Regions from separate parts of the Mus musculus genome. Here regions 2 and 3 are each linked to region 1. Evidence: chromatin loops called from intact Hi-C (ENCODE). Cell type or tissue: left cerebral cortex. All regions are shown on one strand.

Region 1 (8,000 bases):
AACAAAAATTGAAACAAAACAAAACATGTTGGAAACGGACCTGCGGCTCACATGAACTGGGTTTCACCTGAGAGGCAAACCGGGGCTGAAAAGAGAGGGGAACTAGGCAGTCAAGAGAAAAATGGAGCTAAGTTCCATTTATTCCTGACCAAGGCTTAAAAGTTTAATGGCAAATGCGCTTATAAAGGAGTGGGGGAGTCTCATTCCCACCAATTCATTTTGGAGCCCAGCTGCAGGTGACAATGTGCAGGATAGGGTGTAGTCTCAGGAATAGCTCCCAGGACTCCCAGCAGGTAGCAGTATCTTGAAGAGGAACAGCAACAGTGGCTGAACAATAGAGTGATCTAGGGAGGAAAGCTCCACCCTAGGTAATCTCCTTAGTGGCAGCAAAGTCAAGGTGTGGCTCAGCCTGCTTCAGGCTGGGGGAAGGTTACAAAAACATGTCTGACCTTGGAAGCTGCAGTGTGTTACACTGTGTCACAGTATACATTTTTGCCCAAACAACTTTGCCTGTCAATGTTCATTGTAATGAGTTATTGACCTGGTTCGAGACCTCTGGCTTCTATCAATACTATCAATACTGGATCCTTACCAGGACTTCTCTTGAATATCCTGTTGTTGTCTCATGTCATAGAGATCCTTAGGTTTTGGTTCTATATATCCAGCCCCTTCATGTATTCCAGCAGTTCAGAGATGAGATAGATGTTGGGGTGGACAAACTTAAAGTCCTGGATCTGGGCCTGGGTGGTAGTTGAGTTGGTCAGTCCATCAGTTGTTCTCTACCTGTATCATCTGGGTCATTTCTTCCACATCAATTCCACCAGGGTCAGCTCCCCAGTTCTCATGCCCTAGGGCCTGTCTGTCTGTGCCCATACCACCAGGATCAACTCTTATCTTAGAGATGCCCAGGTGAAGTGAGGGGCCTGATCTCCCAAATGCTGCAACTGGTGAAGAGCAAGGCCAGTTCTCTTGCACCAATCAGGACATGGTTGGGGCTAGCTCTCTTGAACCCAGCCACCAGGGTTAGCACTACTGTGCTGCTCAGGCAGAGGGACAGGACCAGCTGTCTAATACCCATGCCCTTGGGGCAGGCTCCCTGGAGGAATACCGTCCATCACAGGCAGCTCTACTGTGCAGTCAGGGCAAGGAGTTTTCCTAGCTTTGTGCATCCCTCAGACATCAATATGGCACCAGGTTGCAGTGACATCTGTGCGATGACAACTTGGTCCACAGAAATCAACACAGCATTTAATAAGTTTGTTTTTCTTTCAAGTTTGGTTTGGTTCCTAGAATGCACATGGTAGCTAACAGCTATAACTCCAGTCCTAGTGGGTACCACACCCTCTTCCTGCCTCAGTGAGCTTCTGCATGAACATTATGTATATAAGCACATATTATAAAATAAAAAGTAATAGTTTTTAAAACATAAAAAATATCTAATAATACCATTATCACAAATCAAATGAAGTAATAAAATTTATTATGTAATACTTTTTTTCTAAATTTTCTTGTTATCAAATTCATCTTCTTATAGTTTGATTTGAAAACTTTCAGCAAGATACAGCAAGATAGCAACTGCATTTGCCTCATATGACTCGTTTTGTTTTGTTTTGTTTTGTTTGTTTTGTTTTGTTTTGTTTTTCCAGACAGGGTTATAGCCTGTATAGCCCTGGCTGTCCTGAAACTCACTTTGAAGACCAGGCTGGCCTCGACTCAGAAATCTATCTGTCTCTGCCTCCCGAGTGCTGGGATTAAAGGCATGTGCCACCATACCCAGCTCTCATATGACTCTTAAAATGTCTTTTAAAAAATAGTGTAATGAGCCTCCATTTTTTAAAAAAATTAAAGCCCACAATACAATAATTTAAACACTGGGTACTATCTTGTACAATAGATTTCTAGGTTGAAAGTAGTAGAATATATTTTTATAACATATCAACGTGCATAATTGAATTACTCATCAGTAATTCCCCATTTCTTCTTTCTCTCTGGTATGATTTGGTTCCATGTGTTTGACTCTCAAATATATATTAGAAATGAGGCTATGTAATTTATTCTTTTATTACTATCTTATTCCAGTAAGAGGGTCTTAGATTTTCAAACATATTATACAACACATGACAAAATTTTTTTCTTCTCTTCAATGAATGATATTTTTTGCAAGATGCCTTCTGTATTTATCAGTGGATAGTTGACTGAATGATTATGGTGCTAGCTCTGGTACCCAGAGGTTCATGCATGCTGTGCGCAGGCTTTTCAGTGAGCTGTATTCCCTTCATACCCTTTATTTAATGATATACATCTCTCAAAGTAACTCAGTTGTGTGTGTTTAAGGGTCTGGATACTGAGTTTGATTAGTGATGTTCTTTTTGTGCTATTTAATGTTTGCCTTTTCTATCTTCTCCATTATTTGAAGTGTCTGCTACAGGCAATTTTGTTCTACTCCACACCTCCTTCAGCAGGTCTTCCTCACTGTGGCTCTCTGGAAGATGTTCAAGTTCTGCTCCATAAATTAAGCCTCTGAAATCGAAACAACTCAGAGCCTTTGAAGCTCACTGAGGAGTTAACTGTGAAAATGGAGTACTGTGAAGGCTTTTCAAAATATATTCACTGTAAGAAGAGATTAGTCTTCCAAGTATAACCTCTGTTTCATTTATAAGACTTGCATAGTTCTAGAGAAAAAAAAATGGATTGAGACACCACTAGTGTTTTAACAAGTGTCACACTCATAATGTTTCTCAACCACTACCACATCCTTTACTTCAAACATGACTTTGTTACCTCAACTGCTGCATGATAACTTCTACGAGGAGAAGGAATGACAATATTAGGAGTTTTACTTTTTATAATACAGAATCATTAACATTTATGGAATGGTCCTATGCGTAGGAAACTAGATATTTGTTTGGATTATCCACTTCAGACAACATTTACAATAAACCTATGAGTGGATTACCAACATGTCCATTTTACAAATGGACAAACTGAAGTACAAAGCTATTAAGACTTGCTTGGGGCCGGGGAGATGTCTCAGTTAGTAGAGTGCTGGCATTGTAGCACAAGGGTGATAGATTTTGATGGCCAAAACTCATGTTAAATTAAAAGTGGGAAAAAGCATTCTTTGTGGTATTCGCTTATATTCCCAGCACTGAGTAGACAATATAGATAGAATTTGGGAGGCTCAGTTGCCTCCCACATTCAAAGCCAGTGAGAGACTGTCTTAAAAACTAAAGAAAAGAGAGAGTGATATGGTTTATTAGGTAAAGGCACCTTCCACGAAGCTTCATAACCTATGCTTGGTCCCTGGGACCCACATGGTGAATGGAAAGAACTGTCATCTTTCTGTTATCTTTATGTTATCCACACATTTAACAGCTGCCCTCCGTAATAACCAACGATAACTAGGTCACACATGTACAAATCTGCAGAAGACCCCCTAAATAAACATAGGGGATTCACCATTTTAAGATCTATTCCCACTGACTCCTAACATCTTTGCATGTAATAATGCTTTCTGCTTGTTTGCTTGCTTGCTTTGATTTTGTTTTTAAATTTTGTGTATGTAAGAGTTGCCTAGTGCTTATTTAGGAACGCATTGTAAAGCAGCCTTTCCTCGCAGTGTCTGAACCAGTTGGTCTGATTTGTTGCTCTTGAGACAGCCTTTCTAAGGGTTGCCAAGATGCGGTGATCTGTGATTGTCTTGTGAGCCGCAGCTATAGGTCTGAAAATATGAGCTTGTATAGTACATGTGTGTCAACAATCTCAGTACTATTCTGTCTTCATTAGCTTTTACAATTGGACTCACCACAACTAGCTACAGCATAATATTGATCATATCATAGTACAAACTCACTCTAGAACTGGTAGATGATATAATCTCATTGCTAAAATCTTGGCATTATAAAGACCTGAATTTCCTTCTTGTTGTTTTTACAAAACAGGTCCGAGGCATTGCAAATGTTGATCCTTTTTTGACTCTAACACCCGCCTATAAAATAAGGAAGTTATACTGTCAATCACAGAGCTGCTGCAAAGATTATAGAGATCAAGTATGGAACTGGTCCAGGAAGTATTTTATTTGGTACCTTAGACTCACATGATAGGCTGGTGCATGTCCTGACCGTGACAGTCCAGACTGTGTTGCAAATGTCTGTTGACCTTGGTGTGTTTTTGACCAGTAATAAAGTACAAAAGTTTTACAGAATTTTTTTCAGAAATTATCAGTACATTTCCTTTGATAATTTGCTGTAAGTAGAGAAAATGCAGGTTTGCAAAGAGCTTTGAAGATATGCAGGGAAAAATATAAAATCACCTAGCCTCCCACTGTGTGACAGGACTTAGAAGACTTTTTTTTTTTAAGTTCATCTGAATTGAAGCAAATTTTTGCAGTGGCTGAATTCCCTTTGTCACCTGTATGTATCATTACAATCCAGTGCTGCTGCACCTCACCAAAGACCATTTTAGTATTTATGTTTTAAAATAACTCTAGTTAGGAAAATTGACTCAAGTGATATGTGGAAGAAATAATTGAATGGTTAGTAATACCGTCTTGCAGCCAAGAGTTCTAGCATTTTGGCAGACTATGGGCATTTTCCTGTGTTGTCTTATATCATGAAATGAAACAGGAATGCAGGATTTTTGTGCATTCTATTCCTCTGAGTTTGTACTGCACTGCCCTCTGGAGGACAGAACTTGCCTTAGCATATGTACTGTAATTTTAGGAAAAATTTACACTCTACAGAGGTAAACTGCATGAATGCATGATTCATGATACTAGCATCAAAATGCAAAATAAATCTTTTCTATAAGATTATAATATTTAATTTGAATTACTGAGAATGAATGAGTAGCATTCACACTGACTATTTTAGCTTTAAGTATTTACTTTTCTCCTTTGGTTGGCCTTTTAAGTTTAAATATTTTAGATATCTTACAGTGAAATTATGAAATATGAAATTTTAATATTTGCTTCACTGACGTTGAGTTTTGTCCTTTTATTGTGAATATATGTGGGATTCTCCATTTAGGGAACAATCAATTTTAAATTCACTTGCTTTTCTACACACATTCAAATATTAATCATTTACCACACATTTTATTCAAAGTACACAGTGTATGTATGTCCTTAACAATGGACAGATGGGCATTGGTTAAGTTATAAAAATAATTTGTGAGAATATTTCTGAAGGAAATACATGCATTGAGTTGGAAAGAAGCATGGGGTGTGCTTTAGACAGATCTTAGTGTAATGCCCATGTTACACATTGAATGTTGATTTATTTTAATGAGCATTGCAGAAATGGATTCTGGTTGACCCTGTGACACAGATCTCATGAAAATGGAAGTTAGTGGCTCATCGTCTGTGTAGTGTGTATCATTTTAGTCACCAAATTTTATAGCAGGAGAACTTATGCTGAACTTTCTCCTATTCCAAGACTTCTGTGGCATGTTCCAATGGGCTGAGAACCAGACCACAAACAAGAGAAAGCAAGAGGGGAGATAAAGAGCGATTGGAATTATGTTATAAAAGAAAGCAGGGAGGGGGCAGAAAAAGAAAGGTAGGGATACTTTGAGTAATGCAATTTTTTTACTAGGACAACCAAACCTTAAAATATATGCTAATTTCTAAATAAACTGAAGTATACACAGCAGAGCTAGAAAAGAAGCCACACGCCCTTGTTCATTTTATATTTTCTCTATATACAACACGGGTTAGCTATGACACTGATCCCTTGGACTATAAGGTTGACATGAGTAATGCCATGGCTATGTGACATTGTTTCTAGTCAAAACTTCTCTTTCTACTTCAATTTTCAATACACAGCTAAACTGTGGATTTCAAGAGGCCAACCAAAATTACCATTTTATATAATTCAGAAGCAGATACACAGCTACATATTATGTTTAGATTTACTTTTAGATGCATAAAACTATCCTTTAGCAAAGTCTCTGGCCTAATTTATTACATTTATTCTGGTTACAGACCTTTAATTGTAAACATCCAATCAGCCAATCAGATTTAACTTAGTACATTTACTGTGTGAGGAAGTCCTAGGGTCATTACTGTATTACATAAATTAACTTTTTACATTTTAGCTTTCTGAAAACAGACAATTTTGAACTCAGTAGCAACTGCAAATTTGATTCATCCTATTCTGATTATTGAAGTATTTTAGTAAAGTGGTGACTATAGGTTTATAACTGATATTCATAAAATTTCAATAACCTGAACTACATGTATAATTTTTAATGCTACTTTTACAAAGAAATTTTTTTTGACAATTACATCCAAGTCTATAGCATCCTGCTTATTGTTGACTCTTGTAGTCTACCATCTCTAGTCTCTTTCTCACCGATCATCACCTCCACTTTAACACAGCTTCCCTTCCAGGTTTCATGGCTTTTTGTTTGGCTTTGCAACCCATTAATGTGAACCAAGGCTGTCTATGTGGCCAATACCATGGAACTCTACTTTGGAGCTGGGAAGAATCACTGTTTTGTCAACAACTGGCTCCAACAAGTCTCTCTCCTCCTGAATCCACTAGTTACCAACAATTCAGCAGAGAGAGTGAGGCTCTCCCAAGTTCCTCATATGCTCATGACTGAATGTTGACAGGCCCACTTTTGTCAGCACCAGGGAGGGTAACTGCGATCATGCTTGCAATGGCAGAGCTACTGTTCTGAAGGTAGCATTTCGCAACACTTTCCTCTCAACCTTCCAGATCTTATGTTCTTTGTATAGCCTTTTCACCAGTGTTCTCTGACTCTTAAGGGAGGGCAGGGGTCTATAAATGTCCCGTTTGTGACTAATTCTCAACCAGTTCTTGTTTCCGTCATTTTGGGCAGCAATGAGTCTCTGCATTCACTGCTGTTTATGGTAAGTAGAAGCTTTTCCCGTTAAGGATGAGAATAGCCCTTGTCAATGGGTATGAACATACATATTTAGACTCCTGTGTCAAGTTATTTTAGCAGCAGTGGTGAGTTCTTTCATAGGGTCAATGACCTCTTCCGTCATGGGGGTTTTATCAGTTTACAGTTCCAGGTGTGCATTTGCTCCTGTGCAGTTATACTCTCATCCTATCTCAGAGCAGCTGGCTACCCCCATGAAGGTCATACTGTGATTGCATGTCTCTGTGAGCTTTGCCTTTATACTTTGTAGGGTTCACAGCTGGATATCACCATTCATTTCATATCTTCTCTAGGAGCTTGCACAGCATCTCTGCCCCCATGAAAGACAACCAGCAAGGAGAGAGGTTTGCAGTTAACCTTCAGATTTCTTTCTCCATGGCTTGAATCAAAAGTGTGTGATATCTTCAGAAGGAAGGGCTTACTAACTAATGCTGGTGGGCAACCAATTCAAATAGCAATGGCTGCTAACATTATTTCTTGATCTAACAGAAGTTGCAGAATGCTTCTGAGTCTTATCTGGGTCCACAATGAATTTTTATTTTACTTAGAATTATAGGTACGATTTTGACTTTTTTTGCTTAATTAATTAACATTTAAGTTTATTTTATTTAAATTATGTGTATGCACCCGTGAGGACATGAGTGTATGCACATGAGTGCAGGTACCTTTGGAGTCCAGAAGAGAGTGGTGCATCTCTTTGATCTGGAGTTACACTAGTTGTTGGTCACCTTGACTTAGGTGCCAGGTCTCTTAGAAGAGCAGTACAAGCTCTTAACCGCTGACTAATGTCTCTTCCCCCTAAGATTAATTTTTCAAATAGAATTTGAAAGAGAATCGCTATTGTTTGAGGCTGCGAAACCACCATTTTATTATGTAGCAGTCTTAGTTTATAAATAAGTACATATGCAATAAAATGTATTTGCTAAATAATCTAGTAAAATAGAATTCCAAACAGTTACCTACACATGCATTATACCTAATCTATTTCCATGCTGACATGTGAAGACTTTTGACATATGAGCTTCAACTCTAATAGCACTGACATAATGTTAAGTGATTTTTGTATTCCATAAAATTGTTTTGATAAAATG
Region 2 (8,000 bases), 1.1 Mb before region 1:
GATATGACCAGTTGAATCTCCTTAGAGCCCATTATTAGGAGTCCTCATTATGATCACTTCCATAGACTCTAGGCAGTTTCCTCTGCACTAGGTTTCCACACCACCCCCAAAGTCTACTAATTCTAACCATCTCTGCCTCTTTTCTCTCCCTCTACTTCATTTTCCCCTACCTGACATCTCCCCATATCTGCACTCACCTATTCCTAATCCATTTGTGAAATCAACTTTTCCCTCTCCAGGGGAGAGCCATTGGTACACCACAGATCGCCTCCTCATTATCTTACCTCTTTGGGTTTATGGATTTTAGCTCGGAGATCATTTACTTAACAGTTAATATCTTCTTAAGTGAATAATACCCTATTTATCTTTCTGGGTCTGGGTTACCTCACTTGGAATGATTTGTTTTATTTTTTATGTTTTTTAGTTTCATCTATTTGCCTGCAAATTTCATGATAGCATTTTGTTTATTTGGTTTTTTTTAACATCTGAGTAATACTACAGTATGTAGATGTACCCATATTTTCTTTATCCATTCTTCTGCTGAGAGACATCTAGGTTGTTTCCGGTTTCTGGCTATTATGAATAAAGCCACAATGAACATGGTTGAGGAAGTGTCTTTGTTGGAGGATGGAGCATCCTTTGTGTATATGCCCAAGGGTAGTACAGCTGTATCTTGAAGTAGGTTGATTCCAAATTTTCTGAAAAACTACCATATTGATTTCCAAAGTAGCTATATAATTTGCTCTTCCATCAGCAATGGAAGGTTCCCCCTACACCACATCCTTGCCAGCATATGTTATCATTTGTGTGACTGATCTTGGCCATTCTAATATGTAAAAGATGGAATCTCAAAGTACTTCTGATGTTCATTTCTCTCACATCAAAGGATGTTGAACATTTCTTTGTTTCTCAGCCATTTGAGATTCCTTTTTTGAGAATTCTTTGTTTAAGTCTATACCCCATTTTTAATTGGTTTACTTGTTGTACATAAATTTTAAAATCCCTTAGATCCTTTCATATTTCTTTCTTGACCCACTGGTCATTCAGTATGGAATTGTTTAGTTTCAATAAGTTTGTTGGCTTTCTGTTGTTTCTGTTATTGTTGAAGTTTAACTTTAATCCATGGTGGCCTAATAAAACATAGGGAGTTATTTCAATTTTTTTGTATTTGTTGAGACTTGATTTGTGTTCAAGTCTGTCGCTATTTTTGAAAACATTTCTATGAGATGCTGAAAAACATGCTATGTTCTTTTCATTTTAGGTGAAATATTCTGTTGATATCTGTTAGATCCATTTGATTTATAATGCCTGTTAGCGTTAGTATTATCTGTGTTTATTATTTTTTCTCCATTATTGGGTAATGGACAAATGGGTAAGTTATTGAAGTCTTTTGTTATCAGTATATGAGTGTCAATATGTGATTTTAAACTATAGAAGTGTTTCTTTTATAAATTGGGTAGGGCCTTGTGTTTGGGGTATACATATTAAGAATTGAAATGTCATGTTAGTGGATTTTTTCCTTTGATGTGTATGTAGTATCCTTCCCTATCTCTTTTGACTAGTTTTTGTTTAAAGCCTAATTTGTTAGATATTAAAATGGCTATACCCACTTGCTTCTTAGCTCCATTTGCTTGGAATATCTCTTTTCAACCCTTTACTATGAGGAAATGTTTATCCTTGATGTTGAGATGTGTTTGTTGGATACAGTACAAGGATGAATCCTGTTTTCATATCCATTTTCTTTGTCTTTTTGGGGGGGAATTAAGACTACTGATATTGAAAGATACCAATGACAAATGATTATTGGTTCCTGTTATGTTGTTGTTGGTGGTGGTGATGATGGTTGTAATGGTGATAATGGTGGTCATGTATGTACACATATTCTTCACTTTTTAAAAAATGTTCTAGTGTTAACATTATGTATTTCCTTAATTTTTGGTAGCTAACCTCCTTAAGTTAGAGTTTTCCTTCTAACAATTTCTTTAGGGCTGGTTTTATAGGTGGGTATTGTTAAATTTGACTTTATCATGGAATATCTTATTTTTCTCAACCTGTGGTGATTTTACATTATGTTAGGTATGGTATTCTAGGGCTGGCATCTGTGATTTCTTAGAGTTTGCCATACATCTATAAGATCTTTCAGGCTTTCAGAGTCTCCGCTGAGAAGTCTGGTGTTATTCTGGTAGGTCTGTCTTTAAATGTCACTTGGCCTTTTCCTTTGCAGCTTTTAGGGTTTTTCTTCATTCTATACATTTAGTGTTTTGATTATTATGTGGTCAAAGAACTTTCTTTTCTGGTCCTATCTATTTGGTATTCTGTGTGGTTCTTATACCTTTATAGGTATCTATAATCTGAGGATTTGGGTGACATCTTTAAGGAGGAGAATGGAGTTGAGACCCATAGTGGGAGAAATCTAGGGTAAAAGGCATACCTACAAAGAGGAATGCTCACTTGGATCCAGAGTACCAGTAAACTTCTTTTTCATGGGCATAAACCCTAGGATCTCTAGACTTTTACTACTACTACTAGAAAATCTTTAAAGTGGACACAGCAGAATGAAGGGTGGGGAATCTACCATCACAGAGTCCAGAGAAAATAGAGTGTTTCTTATACTTGCTTCCCATTTAAGATGGTTTTGGGCTTTCAAAGAAAACAGCATTAAAGAGCGTTTACTGGTTTGTTTTTGTTTTCCGTTCCCTATCTTCACTGAAACTATTTGCTAACCACATGAAGTTTGGAGAGAAACATGATATTGTGGTGTTTTTGATGGAAGGAAATGACAAAAATGACCGACCAACAAGAACTCAGAAAGTTGATGACTTTTGAGGGAGGAAATAAAACTTGTACAACAAAAGGCAAAGAAGGCCTGCAGTACGGGTACTGCAGAGACTGTGTTAGAGGGAGCATTTGAGTCTGGGAGTTGTAGACCAGCTGAACCAGCTTACCAAGACCTTTTTTTTTTTTTTCAAACAAAGAGAATTACATTCTAGTGCTGATAGAAGTGGACATGAAATAACATACTAGTGACTTTTTTCATGAAAGATGAGGAAATTTTAGTATGTGTTTGAAGGGGAGGGCCAGCAGCTTCTTATTCTGATATGAACAGCTCCTGCGGAGTAAAAGGAGTAAATAAAAGAAAAAGAATATTGAGATTAAGTGAGAAAAGTGAGAAGTGAGCTTTTCCAGTCTAGAAGTTTCTATGAGCATTTACCATGTAGAACCCTGTGCTGGGCTTTAAGATTTGGTAGTATGGAATCCCTTTCTTTGGGGAATTTACATTTAATGGAAAATGCCCAAGATGACCAGGTAAAAATAGAAAAAGCATAATCACATGATGTTTTTCAGAACTCTTTGTAATACTTAGACTGGGGGGTGGAGAAGATCTGAGCTGGAGGCTGTCATAACTTAGGTTTGTCAAATGATCACATGGATTTGTTCAGGCATTTACGCTGGTGAACAGGATGTCCAATTGAGGAAAGGAAAATATACAATAGGAATTGGCACTCAGCCCATGTGGAAAGTAAAAAAGATGTGGGCCTGTACTTCTCCAATGGAGATCTTAAGTTAGATTTCTGTGAAGGGATAAGAGGCCAAAGTGTGATCCCTGTGGGTGGTCCCTGAGACTGTAGAGGGAGAGGAATAAACAAGATATGCTGTGATGATGCAATAAGGGCTTGTCTGTGTCACAATATGATCAAAACCAGCAGGCTGGGTGCAGGGCAGCGGTCGGAGTGGATGGCCCAGGAAAGTAAGACCATAGCATGTAAGATCTTGCTCATCCACAGATATCACTATATACAGCAATTCTGATTCTTCAAACATCGTCTCCACAGAGCTGTTCATCCTGTGGCATGCTTAGCTGTTTCCACACTGCTTTGCAATGAAGATTCATTACTGTATCTTAATGTTTCTCTTTCTGGGCCTGTTGTTAAACTCAGGTAAGACCTTCATAATAGACAAGAGTATTAGCTAGTGAGAACAATGTGTGAAGTAATGTGTTCATAACCAGCAATGTGTCTCAGTATATTCTCAATGCATATTTGGTTCGAAAGAATTACGAAATGGATGAGTTCATTTCTATACAAGTAGCTACTTGAAAGTGGAGTAGAATCTGAAGAACTTTTTCCTTCATACAAACATTCTCATCTCAGTTCTAGGGGTAGATTTATATATTTACAAGGAAGGGAATTAGGAACTTATTTCCTTTATATTTGTTTTGGTTTGGTGTTAGTGCCTCTTTTTTAAAAGATGTTAATTTTAAAATATTGTATGCATATGTGTCTTGTGGAAAGCAGGGTTGCTACAAGCATGAGTGCCTGAAGAGACCAGCAGAGGGTGCTAAGTCCCTGGAGCAGGAGTCCCAAGGCCTTTGTGAACCTCCAGTTGTAGGTGCTAGGAGTCAGACTCAGATTCTCTTCATCATGAGCAGTATAGGCCTTTAACCACTGAGCCATCCCCAGCCTGATAGTGCCCCTCTTACAGTCTATACACTCAGTAATTTCTCCTTTCATTTCAGAATATCTTCAGCCAGATGGAACATGATTCATTATTATTATTGTTGTTATTATTATTATTATTACTATTATTATTCATGACTTATGTGTATATATAGATAGATAATGTATAGAGACACCTGTAACAATAATAGTTAAGAAGTTAGATACTATGAATTTGAGAATTATGAGAGGGCAAAGGAAGAATTGAAGGGAGGAGAGAGGAAGGGAAAATGATAAATATATTCAGATATAAAATTATCAAAAATAAAATATACCCAACAAAATTAAAAAGCTATTTGAAAAAAATGACTCTGAACTTATTAAGTCTTAAAGCATCAAGTCCCCAAGAAGTAATAAATGTTTGATAAGATTAAGAACAGAAAGGAAGAAATGGAGGTATGTGATATTCAAATGCTTTAAAGAGTGATGTCTTAGTGAGAAGAGGCAAGTGTGAGTGGGGGCACATGAGTGAACAGGCTCCTAAGTGACTTAGGAGATGAGCCAGTTTTCAGGAATGACAACTCTGTGGTGACAAGGAGATGCCCAGGTGTTAATAACCTAGCACAGATATGAAGATGCTGTAGCTATGGATAAACATGGCAGAACTTTCCAAAAAACACAGACATTTCAAGTTATATGAATGCACAACTACTGTCAAGATCCTTCTACCTCTGTCCTTTCTCTGTCTCTTGGGTGTCTTGTGCCCTGTTTGTGATGGTGAAAATAAAAGGCTCTGTGTTAGTGGAGGGGAAAGGCAATTCAGAAGTCATCCATTCCAGCTTTTCCTTTTCTAGTCTTTTCTTCTTTCCTCCTCCTCATCTTCATACTTCTTGTCTCTTTATGTCTCTCTTTGTGTGTCTCTCTTTTTCCTTCTTTCTCTCTTCTATGCCTAGATATACAAGAGAGTTTGAAAACTACATAAAATAATATTTTTGGAAGGGAAGAATTATCAAGAAGACTCAAACCAAAAAGCAGACTTAGAAAACAGTAACTTCAAAGGGTAATGATGGACTAGATGCGGCGGCTCCACATTGAAGAGTACTTCTTTCCTGCTCTTCCAGAAGACTTGAATACAGCTCTGAATACAGCTCATATAGAGAACTTCCATTGAACAATTCACAACCACTTGTAACTTCAAAACCTTCTTCTGGCCTCTTCAAGTGCTGCAACACATGATGCACATACAAACACACACACACACACACACACACAAATTAAGATACATAAATGAACTTAGAGTGGTGGTGATTCAACATCTCAAAATAGTCTCTGATTGAAGTATATGAAAGGAAAACATAGAAGCCCTGGCTATGGATTTCAAGCCACTTTCTCAGAAAGATACCTGAGCTTTATGTACAGTGACCCTCACCTACCTAGAATGACAGAACTTTCAACATGGTATCATGTTCAGCTCTGAATGTTCAGTGATGACCATGCATGCTTACCCAGTGATGCTGGGCTTATTCAGTTTACAAGCAGGCCATTAATTCTCTACACCAAATCAAACTACAAACCATGTCACTGGCTTTTTAAACATGTGTTCATGTCACTTTAACAACTGTGTTGTCACTGTGATAAATTCTTATTTCCCATAGAACTTTATTTTGAAACCACTGCTAAAACTTTGTGACCAAATATTTTCCAAGAATGTTGTTGTTTATGTTTGATTTTAGGAAGTGAAGATATTCCCGAAGTCAACAGTACCCTGGACTGTAAAAATCAAACGCTGTGTAGTTCGGAGAATACAAATGGAGACTGCTCTGATGTTCAGAAAGTGGGGCTGTGTGTCTTACGTCTTAGTCAAACTCCTCAGCAACAGACCTAAAGAAATTGGGTACAAGGAATGCAAGAGGATCACCTCCTTTGATGCATTAAATTAGGAAATATATTTTTCTGTCCTTTATTGCCTAAGTGACATACACATGTATTTATTGACAGTTTAGAGAAAGGTTTATCCAGGAATACCAATGACAAACCGAGAACCTCCATGGTTTCTTTAATTTCAACAGGTCGAGAAATTGTTGAGAAACCAAAGACTTCCCTGCTTGTGGTGCTGGGGAGATTTGGGGCAGGGGGAATGGGAAAGGGGATATTAGAGAAGAAAACTACAGTCTGTGGTGTGTGCAGGAGCTAGAGAGACCAGGGCAATGGGAATAGTCATTTTTCACTCCAAGATTTTCAGATGCAGATAAAATTAACTTAGCTTTCTAATAGGCTTTGTTGTTATAATCCTTTTGAGTTACACAGCAATACTTGCTTCACGTCCTGCAATTCCTTCTCTAACAAGCCACACAAGGCAGAAAAGATCTTCTGAAGGAACGTACCCCTGAGCCCCATCCCTGGCATTGTTCCAGTGCCTACAATAGCTATCCCTGCTAACTGAAGTCCGGTAGCATAACCCCCAGCTTTCCTCTGAAATGAATACCACTGCTCACTTTATTTTCTTCAGATACCACATGATTGTACACTCTACCTTGCTCAAAAAAGGTAGGATTTTCATCGGGAAGGTTTTGCATCTTCAAATAGGAAGCTAGTTGCAGGACAGTGAAGTTTTGGTTTGGGGGGGGGCGTTGTTTTTGTTTGTTTGTTTGTTTGTTTGTTGACATGAATAACTTCGGGCCAATGTATATGTCAACTAGTCAGCACTCAGTCTCCAAACTAATGAAATTTTTGGAAAAGATCACAGGCATGTGCAGAGCTTAGATGGAGAGCTGGGGAGCCCAGGAGACCCCAAGAAAAAGGGGAAGGCTTAAACAGGTACTCACCTGAATCTCCAGTTCAGGTGATTTCCAGAGGGAAAAAGAAAGTTTCTGAATTATGCAAGGGATGCAGGCAGAAAGAATAACAAGGTAAAACAATGAAAACAATGGCAGCTCTTGTTTATTTATCGAGCAGCTGGGGATGAATTCAGGGCCCTATGTATACAAAGAATTTCCCACCAATTTATGTCCACAAAACTCTCCTGTCTTATACTATTACTAGGGCTCAGGGCAGCCTAGCAGTGGTAATACCACTAGTGGAACATGTATAGAGAAAGACATGTTAAGAATTCAAGGCAGCAAGTGCAGCCCCTACTCGGGGGGGGGGGGGGGGAGGATGCAGCTGGCCTCTATAAGGATTCTGCACCCTCACTTTTCTCTTCTTCTGCTGAAGCAATCTCAGATCTTTTGTAGTACTACTGGAATTCCCAGGATATGTCTGTAACAAATTCTACTTTCCACTGCTAACCCTAATGCTCTCCACCTGGGCTAGTTGGCTTCCTGCTATCTTTCATGGCCAGTATTGAACCTCAGGGAGTCAGGTTCACTTGTTCAGAAAGTAATGAATATTTGGCTTTGGACTTTCTCTCCCTCTCTTCCCTCTCTCTCCTCTCCCCCCTCTCTTCCCTCTCTCCCTCTCTCCCCTCTCTCCCCTCTCTCCCCTCTCTCCCCTCTCTCCCCTCTCTCCCCTCTCTCCCTCTCCCTCCCCCCTCTCCCCCCCTCTCTCTCGCTCGCTCGCTTGCTG
Region 3 (8,000 bases), 1.2 Mb before region 1:
TATTTTCTAGTCGATGAAACCAATTAACATGGCTGCAATTTATTTCACATAGAATGGTATTTTGCTCAATTTTAGTTCATAATCTCTCCCATCTCAATAGTATCTGCTACACAATTCACTCTTTATCAGTATCTCTGGTATACAGATCTCAGGTCAGTTTCTTGCCGCAACTTGCTAATATTCAGTTCCTTAGCAGACCCAAGAAATTTTGCTTAGTAATATCCATTACTTAACCTTAGCCTCAGTCTGCCTTTCACCTTTTCCTTGTAAAAGTGTTTTGGGGGGATTAACAGAGCTATGATGCCCTCCCCCCAGGTATGATTCTTCACTTTATGTTTCTCTCAATAGGTGACAGTTCCCAAGACCCTGGCTCTGCCTCTACAAAGTGATTGAGTTGCCACTCACTGTTAGGCTGGTCTCCTGATGATGGTAACTGTAAGGTAAGCAAAAGTCACCAAAGCCAGGGAAGGAAAGGAGGTGTCACCGAGTAAAAGGCAGGTATTGCTGGAGTTTTGAAAACAAGTACACCAAGCTTTCAGGTTGATAACATAATGGTACCTCCATAGTGGTGGCTTCAAACTTGGTGCATCCTTTCCCCAAAACTAGAGGTCACCCTCTTCAACTACTCTGTTTCTCACATGTCTCTAGGCAGCCAGTGACTTTTAACATGCTATGCTCTGTAAGGACGGAGCAGATATTTCCTTTCTATTCTTTCCCAGCTACCTCAATGAAAATTGCATTGCTGGGCCTTATTAACTCCTGTTAATAACTGTGGATATGTGCACAGACCTTGACTAGACAAGAGTTATTCTGCCTGAAGCCTGTGGTACAACTTCTACTGATGTATCTATCTGCTTCTACTTATATATCAAGGTCCCTGGCAGTACTCCTTAAGACCACTTTTGATGTTTTTCTCATTTGAGAACCTAATAGCCATTAAGTTCTTATCCTTAGAACCTAATAGCAACTTTATGAGTAGAGCCATAAGGGACCAAATCTGTAATTTGAGGTAGTGGTAGACCTCCTCATAGCACATATCATGTAACTCAAACTGTCTTCACTTTGCCCAAAAGAGTAGGGGAACTAATTGTCTAACTTGGAAGAACCAACCTTCTTCTTGGCATACAAAATCTGTAGGAAAGAAGAATGCTGACAACCCCTCCTCTAAAGTCTGGAAGTTTGTTTTGTCAGGATCATTCAAAAGACTGACTCTTTTCTAAGTGGTCCTTACTAGGTCAAGGCTTGGGACACTGTGGAGATCATGAGGGTCAGAAACTGAGTACAAACTAGACAGTGGTTACTCTTTGAGTTATTTCTTTATATGTTTTCATCCAATATATTTCGACTATGTTATTTACCCTCCCCCTAGATCTTTTCAAATTCTCCCCACTTAACTTAAGGTTCTTTCTACTTCACTTTCTTAAAAAACTCCACAAAATCAAAACAATGAAACAAAGAGACAAAACCAAACAAAACATGGAGTCCATTTTGTGTTGGGCAACTGCTCCTGGACATAGAACTTGCACTGGAGTATGGTCGATATACCCAGTGAAGACACTCCATTGGAGAAAACTGGTTTTCCCTTTCCTAAAAGGCATTGTGGTGGTTTGAATAGATATGGTCCCCATAGAATCATGTTTGAATGCTTGGCTATAGGGAGGTACACTATCACTGTGGAGGTGGGCTTTGAGGGTGATATAAGGTCATAGGTCAAGTTATGCCCAGTTTGGTACACATTTTCTCCTTGCTATCTACAGATTTAGATGTGGAACTCTAGGTACCATCCCCAGCAACATCTCAGCCTGTACCCTGCCATATTTCCCATCATGATGACAATGGACTAAACCTCTGAAACTGTATGCCAGCCCCAATTAAGTGTTTTCCTTTAGAACCAGTAGTTTAGGCTACTGTGTTATTAAGCTTACCCACCTTGATACTTTGACTTACTCAAGTTACCTGAGAATGCCTAAAATACAATCAGTAATGTAAAGAAATCCAACTCTTACACTTTATGAAACTACTGAATAGTGAAATACTGTACTTTGGTGAAAATTATAAACATTAAGTGGTTCTCTCAAAAAAAAAGTAATGTTTCCATTTATAAGAGTTGTCTTGGTCATGTTGTCTGTTCATAGCAATAGGAACCTTGATTACGAATAAGACTTTGTGTCCACTATTCCTACATTATATTTGAATTTTTTCTGTGAGGGTCTTGTGAATGCTTTGGCAGTCCCTTTAAGTTCATATGTTTGTCCATCCTGTTGTATCTAGAGGACATAGTTTCCTTGAAATCATTCATCACATCTGGCTTGTATAGTCTTTCCATCTACTCTTCTAAGATAGATCCCTGAGTCTTAGAGGTAGAGGGAGTGGGCTGATAAAGACATTTCATTTTTACTTGAGTGCTCCAGTGTCTCTCACTCTCTGTATAATGTCTACTGCATGAAGAAGATGTTCTGACGGGGGCTCAGTGGTGAGCTGCTCCGTGGGTGTAGCAATACTTCATTAGGAAGCATTGATGGCTGTGTGCCTTCAGCAGAATAACAGTAGCGGGTTTTCCCCTATTACTGTCTCAGGTTCTTGGCCACTCAATAATTAAGGTGCAAGCATTGCTCAGGGTGAGAACCCTTTTTTTGCCTTGGAGACAGCAACCTTCTCGATATGTATTTACATGGAAATGGGGCTCGGGGCAGAACAGATTTTCCTATGTCTCTGCTTAAAAGGCATTAATCTCATCACTTACTTAGCCCAGTTTTCTCTCAAAATGTGGTAACTCAAGTAGTATCACAGTGTGGGTAGACTCAATATATGACCTTCGGGAGACACAACTGAAACTTCTTATATTTGGGTTACTCAGAAACACTCTACTCAAACTCAGTCTCCCTAAAAGTCCACTTGGTCCATATTGGCAGTGCCAGCTTCCAAGGGAGACTGATCAGTCCTACCCTGTGGCTTTTTCTCCTTTGAAATTATATATATATACATACATACATACATACATACATACATACATATATATGCATGCAAATATCAACTTGGCATTTTTGTCTATACTTTTGTGGCACATGCCTCTTGAGCTCTTACCACTTTAAGAGCCTCCATCTGAGGACTGAGAAGATAATGAATAAAGAGCTTCAGCCCCGCAGCTCTCATTCACAGTTCAGAGGAGGGAATGGGTTTTCAAGCCTTTCTAATGTCTCTGCTGAGGTGGAAGTTAGAGAGGCAGCAATACTGAAGAGGCCACCAGAGGACACAGAGAACAGAGGCTGCCACCCACAGCCTGTTTGGTACTGCCAGCCACCCACTCTGATGGGTCAGGACTTCGCTGCTGAGCAGTGGTGCTGAACAAAATATTAAACAAGCAGTAACACAGAACAGATGTGAACCATTAACCATCAATACATCCACACAGGTGCAAATGAGCTTGTGGATGCAAGGGCCAGAACCCTCCTTACATTGTAAATCAGAAGTTCCCTGAAACAGAGAAGTTGGGAATATACAGAGAGGTGAGTATAGTCTGAAGCTTGGCTTAAGTGGTGTTGCCATGGCTTTGCATGTCTCTGGTCCCTCCCTTCTGTTGTTCCTCATTTTCCAACAGGGAGACCTCTTAATGTGGTAAGGAACATAACTTTGGTTATGAAAACAACCTTCTAGTTTAGCTATCCCAAGGAGAAAATGGCTGTGTCTAAATGTCAACAGGGTTAGGATTAGGGTTAGGGTTAAGGAGTTAGGGTCAGGGTCAGGGTCAGGGTTAGGATTAGGGATTGTCCCACCTTAGGTCATGTGCCTATTCCTAGGCCAATCACAGGTGACAAGGGGATGGGGATAATGTAGTGCAATGCTAGTAACTCTTTTATGTTTGTGTGTGTGTGAAGAAAACGAACAATTGTCTACATGTTGATGGATACTGAGAACTTCGCTCTCCACAGACTTGTGTAATACTGTTTATTCAACCCCGCTTCTGAAACAAGTTCTGAAACATTCCAAAGGGTTGACTCATAGTGATTCCAATGGTGGAGGATGGGCAATGTGACACTCCTTCTGTGGGTGTGCAGGGGAATGGCCCTGGTCCTCTTCTTCTGTACAGGGGGCATACAATAGATATGTTTGCTGGGCCAAGGAGATGGCTCAGACCATTGCTCCGGAGGCTCTTGCTCCTGTTTTGCACATGCAGATTCTGGCAGGGGTGGGAATGGAACTCCTCGTGTTGCCTTAAGAAGTGGTTGGATGATTATGCCTCATTCTCTGTTTGAAAGGCTTATTTTCGTCAGCTGTGGGTGGGCTCAGGTTAGAAGGTAATTGATGATATTTAGGTATGAGTGGGAAAACCTGCCTCCAGGTTTCATTCACTGTTTTTAGATGTAGATGGCTGTTTTGTGAAGGTACGGTGAGATAGGAGCTTTTCAAAGGAAGGGGGGGGATGCAGTAGGAGGTCCAGGCAGACCAGCTAGAGAGCAAGAACACTTATAGCTGGAGGTGGACTAAGCCATTGGGAAAGGACAGGAAGAAATTTTTTTTTAGGAATGAGGAGGTTGGTGCAAATGGATAAAGATTCAGGGCGAGCAAGGTACAGAGAGAAAAGCTGCTGAGACTTGAAAGCCAGAGAAACAATGATAGGAAGAGGAGGGAGTGAAGGAAGATATAATGTTGGTGACTCAGCCATGCAAATGAATAACTTAAGCCACTGGGATGAAAACCTCTATTGCAATTTACCTAGCGTCGGAAGGAGGTAAACCACATAAGCAAAAGGATGGATGGGTATCCATGGTTTCCTTCCCTATGCTAATTTTATCCAGCATCCTCTTAGTAGACAATTCATTTATTCTGAATGCTTACTATTTGCCAGGCACAAGGCTAACCACATCCTTAGCATAATCTCATTTGCCTCTGGGCAAACTTACTTAGCAAGAGCTGCTATGCACGTTTCTAATAAATATATGGATGGATAAATAGGTCTGAAGAGTTGGCAGGCTGACTAAAGCCTGACAGCTGGGCTTTGAACCATCAAAGCTGGATTCTAGTGCCTGGAGTCAAGCCTAGGCTACCCACTTAAGCTTTCTCTTTGGTCCAGTGCATCAGTTTGCTAGGGTTGCCAGGGCAAAGCACCAGAATCTAGGTACTTAGAACAACCTATATTTGTTGTCTCATGGCTCAAGGGGCTAGAGTCTGAAATCAAGATATCACCCAAGCCACATTGCCTCAGATGGTCCTAAGGGGGAATATCTGCTTTAGGCCTCACTCCTAGTGGACACTGGCTTCCATGCAAGTAGCAGAGACTCACATTGACACATCACATTTTCCCAGTGAGTATGTCTTTTTCTTTTTATGGTATTCTTTTAATAGAGGCATACTTAGTGAGGAACCCCTTAACTTCAGCATGACTTCTCCTTAACTAATTATATTTGCAGTGACATTATTTCCAGATAAGGTCCTATTCTAAGACATTAGGAACATATGCATGAGAGGAGGCAGCAATGCAAGCATAGCACCCAGGAACCCTGGATGGGATCCTTGGTTGGCAATGCTCTTTGGCTCTGGCACGGCACCTTGTATGGTGCGTGTCCTCTGGCTTTGCTGCTGTCTCTGGAGCTCAGCTGTGGCCACACACTGCAGTGATAGCCTTGGCTGGATGGGCCAGGGTAGCTGCCAGGGGCAGGTGCTCTATGCCTGCCAACATGGCCAGCTGCATCTCTGTTGTCACCACTGACAGACTGGAAAAGCTGCTGCCATCCATTTTAAAACAAACCCAGAGTTTCCATCCATGTGTGTCTCCATATACAGTGCTGGTATGTTTTAAATGATTTTGAAAAATGATTTTGTTTTCATTGCGAATACATCGTGATTCATTGCCCCTTTCTGTCTGTGGACTAAAAAAATGCCAAATGTAAACTGTATATGCACCTAGGGATACCCAGTATTTTGAAAATAAGATTATTCATATCCCTTGTCTCCTTTAGACTGCCTTCAGACACTAAGGCCTGGTAAACCACTTTCTTGTCAGGTTTCTATGCAGTGAGGATCTTATTTGGTCGGGATCTGTAATTTGAATGATTCTATTAACTGCCCCTAAAAGCAAACCTTTTGTGTTCTTCCTCCTCTTTCTGTTTTGGAGGTCTACAGAGGACATGCATAGTCACATTCGCCTTTACTGTATAATGTTCCAATCAGCAGCCAGCTTAATGAAATCCAATTAATGTGTTAGGCTGTTGTGATTCTAAAAATATTTCCCATTCCCCTGGAGGTGCTGAGGAAAATTGAAGGAATCAAGGTATTATAGTCAACCCATAATTTGGAGAAAGATTCTTCAATCACATTGGGGGTGGTAGGTTTGTTCCTGAGAAAACAAAAATAGATCATCATCTCTCTAAAATGAGGCCGTGAGATTGTTCTGATCACCCCTGATTCAGATGCCAGGTCTTGCATGCAAATCTAATGATTCTTCGGTACATATATATGAATATATATATGAATTATTAAGGTCAGTTAATTAACACATTTATCTTCTGCAGAAGTAATTAGATGAAGAGAGCCCTTGCTCTCTTTTTTTTTCTATTTTCCTGGCCGTGGCTCTGGGCTGCACAGAAGTGGTAAACATATTGCTACACAGATGCTAACCGGAGAACCAGTGATTTTTCTGGTTTCTGTTTGATTTTTGAAGTGTCATCCTGTAGCTGAAAGCTGCTTTCACTTGAGGGTGGGGGGTGGGCAGTGGAGAAGTAGCAGGGATGGAGAAGGAGGGGGAGTATAGCAACAAGCCTGTGTGCAGAGTTTCCAGAAGCATCTTCTAGCATCTTCATTTACCATTCCTAGCTTTAGGCTTTGCAGTTTACAATTTTACACTTCCCCTGCAAATCCCCAACGCCATCCAGGCAAAGGTGAATAGTGAATAATTTTTATAGCTGTGCACATTGTCATTCCAAGGGCATTTGCTCTCTGTCCCCAGTGAGGCCACAGATTCTTACACTGCTAGAAATTAAAGTGACTGCTCTATCATTTGTGTTTTCCGAGTTTCTGGGTCAGTGGTTCCCATGACCACCTTTGTGGCAGCAGCATCTGGGCTGCATAATGAAGCACAGAATCCTAGCCTTTGCTATCATCCACAGCCTCAACGTCTCTGGGAATGGAGCCCAGAACTCAGTGTTTTGAGAATCTCCCAGGTAAGTCAATCAGGATGAGAAAACTCCTGCTCTCCATATCAATGATGGGTTTTTGTCTTTTGTTGTTGACAGGGAACACGTTGTTACTCTGTTTGTGGATCTGATGTCCATCTCAGGAGTCAACCAACCAAAGCAGGTTGGTGCTTGGTTAAGAGAAGTGGTAGACATTTCTGTGCCTTGCCCAGTGGCTTTGTTCCTAGGGCCTCCACTAAAAAGAACCACTTGAATTTTTTTGTAGAAATCATCTGCTGTGGAAAACTTGCTGCCTTCCAAGACAATGTTGGTTGGCAAGAAATTCAAAAACCCAAGTTCCAATCAACACTGTCCAGAACTCACTGTTTCACACGTGGGCTAGATTTAGTGATAATACTTCTATGGGACTCTGAGGCAGAAGTGTCATGCTAAAATGTCTAAATACATTGTATGTCGATGTTTTCATGGAAGGATGGTGATGGTTGGGATGATTGAGCAGGGGGTACTGAGGCCAACAACCACTGTGAGGGCTTGGGAAGAGGGGCAACGGAAGCAATGGGCTGTTTAACAGAGAGAGCACCGATGCTCTGCCTGCATCACAGCATGTGCTGGGTCAATTCCATTTCCTCACTGCCCACAGCTTGGCAAGGTTCTCTGTCTCATCTCTGTCTTGTCTCTGTCTGTCTCTGTCTGTCTCTCTGTCTCTGTCTCTGTCTCTCTCTCTGTATGTGTCTGTGTATGTATATATGTATTTCTTCTGAAATGTTTTTCACATCTTTTCCTCTTATCACAAGTTTTCTTATTTTTTAACAATATTTTGCCTTTATCATATTATGAATCTAAGGAAATGGCTCAATGGGTAAACTGTTT

Evidence for each region. Hi-C counts contacts between places; a loop is a spot of excess contacts. Peaks named below come from ENCODE experiments on the same cell type or tissue, not always from the same donor. Only the 100,000 strongest peaks of a DNase experiment are listed, where the experiment ranks them.
Region 2: it touches region 1 in a loop (4-fold over the local background); 8 of 42 quality-filtered maps call a loop at or near these places.
Region 3: a loop joins it to region 1, with 6 times the contacts of the local background. A loop is called at or near these places in 12 of 42 quality-filtered maps.

The regions. Positions count from the first base shown.
Region 1 is chr6:14,499,746-14,507,745 of GRCm38, forward strand. No RefSeq gene overlaps it. Among named protein-coding and RNA genes, the nearest start is that of Gm23013, 47 kb to the left of the region's middle. In left cerebral cortex, a CTCF peak has its summit at 4,681 (motif pointing left); DNase peaks (open chromatin) are centred at 2,465 and 4,643.
Region 2 is chr6:13,409,613-13,417,612 of GRCm38, forward strand. It overlaps 1700016P04Rik (RIKEN cDNA 1700016P04 gene), which reads left to right and starts at 3,725. Exons shown (of 2, transcript NR_038149.1): 1 at 3,725-3,938; 2 at 6,170-6,384. In left cerebral cortex, a CTCF peak has its summit at 4,336 (motif pointing right); a DNase peak (open chromatin) is centred at 4,331.
Region 3 is chr6:13,290,639-13,298,638 of GRCm38, forward strand. No RefSeq gene overlaps it. Among named protein-coding and RNA genes, the nearest start is that of Gm725, 31 kb to the left of the region's middle. In left cerebral cortex, no CTCF peak of the experiment used is centred here; DNase peaks (open chromatin) are centred at 3,328, 4,226, 4,545, 5,096 and 4 more places; H3K27ac peaks cover 2,371 bases.